Linked DNA regions of Homo sapiens: region 1 is linked to region 2. A link is a contact called in ENCODE Hi-C or POLR2A ChIA-PET data. All regions are on one chromosome and are shown on one strand. Each heading gives the region's core, a stretch centred on a gene start or an enhancer-like site at or near the end of the contact. The rest is flanking DNA. Distances are from core to core; before and after follow the strand shown. Region 1 overlaps ATP2B1 (ATPase plasma membrane Ca2+ transporting 1). Region 2 has its middle 21 kb from the start of LINC02458.

Region 1 (3,118 bases), core at 121-2,620, 620 kb before region 2:
TATCCTGACCAACATGGTGAAACCCCATCTCTACTAAAAATACAAAAATTAGCTGGATATGGTGGTGCATGCCTGTAATCCCAGCTGAGGCATGAGAATCGCTTGAACCCAGGAGGCGGAGGTTGCAGTGAGCTGAGTGCACTGCACTCCAGCCTGGCAACAGAGCGAGACACTGTCTCAAAAAAAAAAAAAAAGAATAGCATAATAAAGAACCATAAGTAATTTGCTTATATTTGTTTGAGGAAACTTTTGGATCAAGGTGACAATCCAGCAGTTTGTTCCCTAGTCAAGGTTGAGGCTACACTTTCTGTCAGTAGTGGCTCTCCAGACCAGTAGCATTGGCATCACTGTTATCTGAGAAGTTGTTAGACAGTCTCATGAAGTGTTCGATCAACTGAGTGAGGCTCAGGAATCTGTGTTTTCACAGGTGATTGAGGTGATTCTGATGCATGCTGAAGTTTAAGAACCACTAATCTGTAGTGTGTTAACTTTTAAGTTTGTTCTGGTTTTGGTAAATTCAGAGGGATTGTTTTTGGTTTTGTAAGTATAACCTTGCAAAATTAGACCAACCTCCCAAGAGACAGCTATCATAAATGTTTGGGATAAGATGATACCAACTGACTTGACCGTAGACCAAAAATTTCTATAGTTCAAGATACCTGTGTTTGAGATCATTCACATTAAAATTTTATCATATACTCTGCTTAATTAAGTACTTTGTTGGCATGAATGAATAATCTGTACTGAAAATGACAGCTATCAAAAGCCAAAATAGTTATCTAACAGCCCCAGGGAGGGAGGTGAGTCACCTATTCTGCTTTGGGCTGGCATATTTCTTTATAGACTAAAGGGTGTGGGAAACAGGAGCTGTGCTTGGGCCTTTAGGATAAGAAAACCTGGGTGGTTTTTTCTTTTTTACACTTTCACTGAGCCAGACTGTTACATTGTGGTTTCATCATTTTAATTGAATTGTGGAATTCTGAAATATGAGAGAAACAAAATAAATAGGCCCTGTAAATGCACATGCAAATAAATTTTTATTATTATCAATAAACGAATCTCGTTTACTCTGACTAAAAACAGATGAAAGCAATTATAAAGGCTGCTGTGCCATCCAGCCCCTCCCTACTGACTGCTTTGACTTCTTCGAAAAAAAGGACAGTGGAAAGTGAAAACAAGCAGCTAGAGATGACAGTGTAGTGAGAATAAGAGTCAGACATCAGAGAAATGAAGGCAGAAGAACATTTCAATAGGGAGTGGTTAACAGTAGCAAAGGTTGCTAGTAGGTTAGATTAGGGCTAAATGTGTCCATTAGATTTAAGAACAGGATCAATGGTCACCTGGAAGAGTAGTTTCAACGCAGCATAAAAGAGGAAGCTAGATTGTCATGGGTTGATTTATGAGTGGGAGATAGTGTAGAAACAGCAAATTTTGGAGCAGATGTTAGTTAGATGTGGAGTTAAGTGTTTTTTTTACCAAATGGTATTTACTGGGTAAGATTGTATTCATTATTATTTAGACCTTGCCAACTTTATTACCATGTTGATTTGGCAGATTTTTATTTAGCATGGGTAACCCTAACAAATTATTTTTCAAATAAATGTATTGTTTCTTTCAGGCTGTATGAAATATTATAATTCAGTATTATTTCTTTGCATACCCTCAAGAATCTAAGACCCTGGTTAAAAAACTTTGCCATGTAGCAGGCGTGTAATTCCTTTTAAAATCTGAAATATCCTTTAACTTATTCTGTTGTCTAAAAGGATTTAAAGGAAAGCTATAATATATCTGGCATACCAAGATGGTTTGAAAACTCCTTGAAAGCTGTGACTTTCTCTTAACTCATCTAACACCTAACATATTCTTTTAAACAGTGTTAGGAAGTTTTGTTTAGCTCTGCTATTTAAATTGTGGTTGCTTCCATTGTAAAATCTGTTTTTCAAATTTATTTTAGCTTATGGTTCAAGAGTACCTACTATGTTCCAGACAGTGCTGGGGTTAAAAATGAATGGCACAGATTCTCCCATGAGTTACAGTTCACTGGGAAGGACAGAGAGGTAAACAAATCATTGCAGCTGTGTGATAAAGGCTATAATAGAAGAACAAATTAATGCCTTCCTTATTCTAATCTAGTTGTTTCCCACCCTGAGAGATTTGCTAAAGTGTTCATGCCAAGTTTATAACTGACAGCAGCTGTAACTTGCCCTTTAAAGTACTGTACTTAGTCTCTGCCTCTGGAAGAGTCTACTAGATAAGTAAGTTACTTAGGGGAGTAGGACTAATTTTAGTCAACACAGACACAGGGATGGTATTTAGGAATCCTTTGAGACTAATAAATCAGGCATTTTAGATAATGCTTATTTTCTGCTTTATCAGCTCTATAAAACTAAAATCCTTTGGTGAATTTACTCTTGTTTATATGTTATTCTTTACTCATCTAATATAAATTACTTTTCTAAACAAGCAGTATAGGTTTAATGATCTTTTATGTGAGTGTGTATGTTTTCTTTAAGCCCCTTAAGAAGTGAAAAATGTGACTTGAGTAAATTTAAATTTGAGTCATTCCTTGATTTCTTTAAAGCATTTTAATGAAATAATTTGAATGTACCAAAACTTTGTAGAATAAACTCTTTACCATTCTTAATCTTGTAGTATCTGTTTGATATGTATAATAATAGACCATCTGCTCTTTTCACTATGAGAGTGAGATATTACATGCAAGCACTTATATTTAAGTTTACAGTAAATTATCATGGTTGAAGGACTTCAGATTTTTAGGGTGTGAATCGGGTAAAAGGTTATTGTCTTTCTGCAGAAAGTGACTATGTAAGAAGGTTGAAAGATCATAGTCTTTTTGGAAGACTGAGTAATAATAAAACTCCAGTCTCGTGTTAAAAAAAAAAAAAAAGAAAGAAAGATCATAGTCTCTCTTGATAAGATATGGAGATCAAAGATGGATAAAGCATGGTTTGTTGCCTTTAAATAACTTTTCAGTGTAATGGGCCATAAATTTAGGCTCAATTATGTGGTATACTATCCAAACCTTCTATAGGACATTTGCAGTGCTAAGTTTCAGCTTGTCCACACTGATTGAGAATCACTGCTGATATCTAAGAGG
Region 2 (2,892 bases), core at 126-2,625:
ATATGCCAAAGTCAAGCCAGGGAAAGAAACCTTCAAGCTAAGTGAAATGTCGATTAGAAGGAGCCAAGCATAGAGATGAAAGGAAGGGGCGAGTCAATGGGACAGATACCAAGGTCACCAGAAAAAAATTTAGGAGAGTAGATGGTTGTGGATCCAGGAAATCCATCAAGCATTTTTCTTATGCTTGATGTAGAGAAGAGAGGTTTCTTTTGGGGCAGGGATAGAGGGCTGCAGATTATTCTGTATTTCAGAAGAGTACCCTTTGGGGTGGGGAGCCAATTTGGACTCTTTTCTGTAAGTCTTTGGTCTTTGCAGCATCCTGCTTTCCAGTAGGCCCATGTTCAGCACTGTTTCCTCTTTTCTACATCCAGCAAGCTGTGGCTCTGGGGTCTGGTCCGTAATATGAGGTTCCCATGGTTGCTTTTGCCAATCATCACAAACATGATGACTTAGAACAGCACACTTTGTTCTCTTACAGTTCTCGGGGGTGGGAGGGTATAAGTACAACATAGGTTTTAAGAGGGTAAAATGAAGGTGTTGGCAGGACCATGCACCCCCATCCATCCCACCACCAGCAGAGGCTCTAGGAAGAATCCCTTTTCTTACATTTTTTCTACCTTCTAGAATAGCATTTCTTGGCTCATGGCCCCTTACTTCATTGTCAAGGCCAGAATCTTCAAATCTCTCTTGACTTCTTCTTCACATCACCATCTCCTCCATGGTCAAATCTACCTCTTTTTCCTTCTTACGAGTACACTTGTGGTTGCATTTAGGGTCCACTTGGATAATCCAGGACACTCTTCCCATCTCAACAGCCTTAATTTAATCACATCTTCAAATGTGCTTTCTCTATATAAGGTAATATTCACAGGTTCCAGGATTAGATCTTGGATATCTTTGGGGGTCATGATTAGCCTGCCCTCTGCCATTTTGATTCAATATTCAAGGTGATTGTCACATCTTTTTCTCTGTGAAGGCTTCTTCTTGGAAATAAATTGGCTCATTGCCTGATTCACTTATGCTGAATATCAGTCAAACCATTTGGAAGGTTTCTGTTGAGAAATTTTTGTCTTTGTGGTTCCCATGAACCACTTACTTCCTTAGGCTCTCTTAAAATGTTCTAGACAAGCACAAAGAATGATTCACATTTATGTTTTATCTCAGATATAAATCCTTTTAATGATTCATGGGGTTTCTTACTGTGAAATCACCTTCTCAGAAGCTTCCTTTTCTAGGAATCTGATATGCTTTCAAATTTTCTATTGAAAAAATGCCTTCCTGCGCCACTTCTGTTATGTACATCTAGTGAATCCCTGTCGGCAGTGACAGGAAGTTCGCTTCCGTGCGAGGGCTGGCTGGCCCCAGGACACCTGTTGTGCTTGTGGTGAACATGAGATGTCAGGCCTGTGCTGCGCCTTCCTCCAGGCGGCCAGGTGGGAGGCCCAGCTGCTTCTCAGACCCAGGATCTTCATGGCTTTCTGCAGAGGCATGGGGTTCCTCTCATCTCGCATTTCATCTTCCACACGATTCACATTGTGTGAGGCTTCAACTCTGGGTCCCCTAGAGAATATTTTTATTCTGTGGCCTTTAGTTAGTTCATTCAACATGTGCCTGTCGAGTGCCTACTATGTATCTGACATTTTGCTGCATGCTGGGGATTTAAGGAGAAGCGAAGGACAGATCTTGCCCTCAGGATATCAAGTTGCTTAGTCAAAATAGGGTAATCCTGCATATTAATCATTTTTTAGTGGCAAGTGACAGAAACCAAATTCCATCTGGCTTAAATTTAAACTTAAACCATACTGACTTAAACATTAACTATGTAATGAAAAAGATACTTGATAATATTCTGTATCAGCTGGGGTCCAATCAGAGAACGGCTCAATCGATCAAAGGTGTCTGTGCGCGCGCACACACACACACACACACACACACACTAAGAGATTTATTACAAGAATTAGATCTATGCAATTTTGAAAGCTGGTTAGTTCATGAGTTTTCATATAGCTGTTGTCTTCATTTCTGATGCTGGAGCATGAAGACTTCAGAGCTAGCTGTCTAGCAGGAAAGTGGGATATATATATATATATATATATATATATATATATATATATATATCTGACCTCTGAGGATGGACTGGAACCTGGTCTGTGTCTTATCATCTGCAGACCACGTCAACTCCTTCCTGCAGAAGGAAAGATGGCACCCTTTGTCATCTTTCCAAGTGTCATGCTTTCCAAGTGCAAGCTAAACATGCACTTGGCCCAGGAGCCGGTGAAAGTGTAAGAGAATCTGAGGGAAGGTGGAGTAGATGTAAATCTGGCTGTTGACTCACAACAACAAAGGAAAGTCAGTAGATAACTGACAAAGCACATGCACTGCAGCAGAACCTGGTGCCCCTGCCCAGCCCTTTCAGACATAAAAACAATGTGGTTGCCTTCACCTCCACCTTCTGAATCCCATGCAAAATGTCTTTTGCGTTCCACTCTAATCAGACATTTATAGCAAAGGGGATTCTGAGTGACAGAGTGTAGCTTAGCCAAGTCAACACATGACAAAACTTCCCCATATTGGCATATGAAATGACTGGCTGGAGGTGTTCAAACCATTTCCTCAGAAATCTCTCAACTCTGTGTTTCTCTCTTTTGACTTCTTTCTGAGTCTATTCTCTCAGTTCAGCTTCATAGCCCAGTGGAAACAGAGCTTTTCTTTCTCAAGTCCTGGGCTGACGCTCATTGTCTCTGATTTGCTCAGAGGACATAGCACTCCCATTGGGCAGCCCTGTGTCACTTACCTTTTTCTGAAGTCAGGGTATGGAGCCGGCCCTGTTTTAATTACAGCACTGAGAATATGTAAGAGGTAGTTTCCCAAGAGAAAATCAAGGCATTGGTG

Evidence for each region. Hi-C counts contacts between places; a loop is a spot of excess contacts on that map. ChIA-PET counts read pairs that join two places held with the same protein, here RNA polymerase II (POLR2A). Pooled maps may share reads with other maps.
Region 1: a loop to region 2 is called in a pooled map, with 10 times the contacts of the local background. The contact joins two enhancer-like sites. A Hi-C loop is called at or near these places in 6 of 50 pooled maps. POLR2A ChIA-PET finds 5 or more read pairs at or near these places in 2 of 52 experiments (B cell and CD4-positive, alpha-beta T cell).

The regions. Positions count from the first base shown.
Region 1 is chr12:89,661,928-89,665,045 of GRCh38, reverse strand. The region is part of intron 1 of ATP2B1 (ATPase plasma membrane Ca2+ transporting 1); the gene reads left to right. Among named protein-coding and RNA genes, the nearest start is that of ATP2B1, 45 kb to the left of the region's middle. Within about 2 kb of position 1,370, at least 3 of the 41 ENCODE cell types and tissues checked have a DNase peak (open chromatin) inside an H3K27ac peak, as active enhancers do.
Region 2 is chr12:89,038,799-89,041,690 of GRCh38, reverse strand. No RefSeq gene overlaps it. Among named protein-coding and RNA genes, the nearest start is that of LINC02458, 21 kb to the right of the region's middle. RefSeq lists an enhancer at 2,548-2,617. Within about 2 kb of position 1,375, at least 4 of the 41 ENCODE cell types and tissues checked have a DNase peak (open chromatin) inside an H3K27ac peak, as active enhancers do.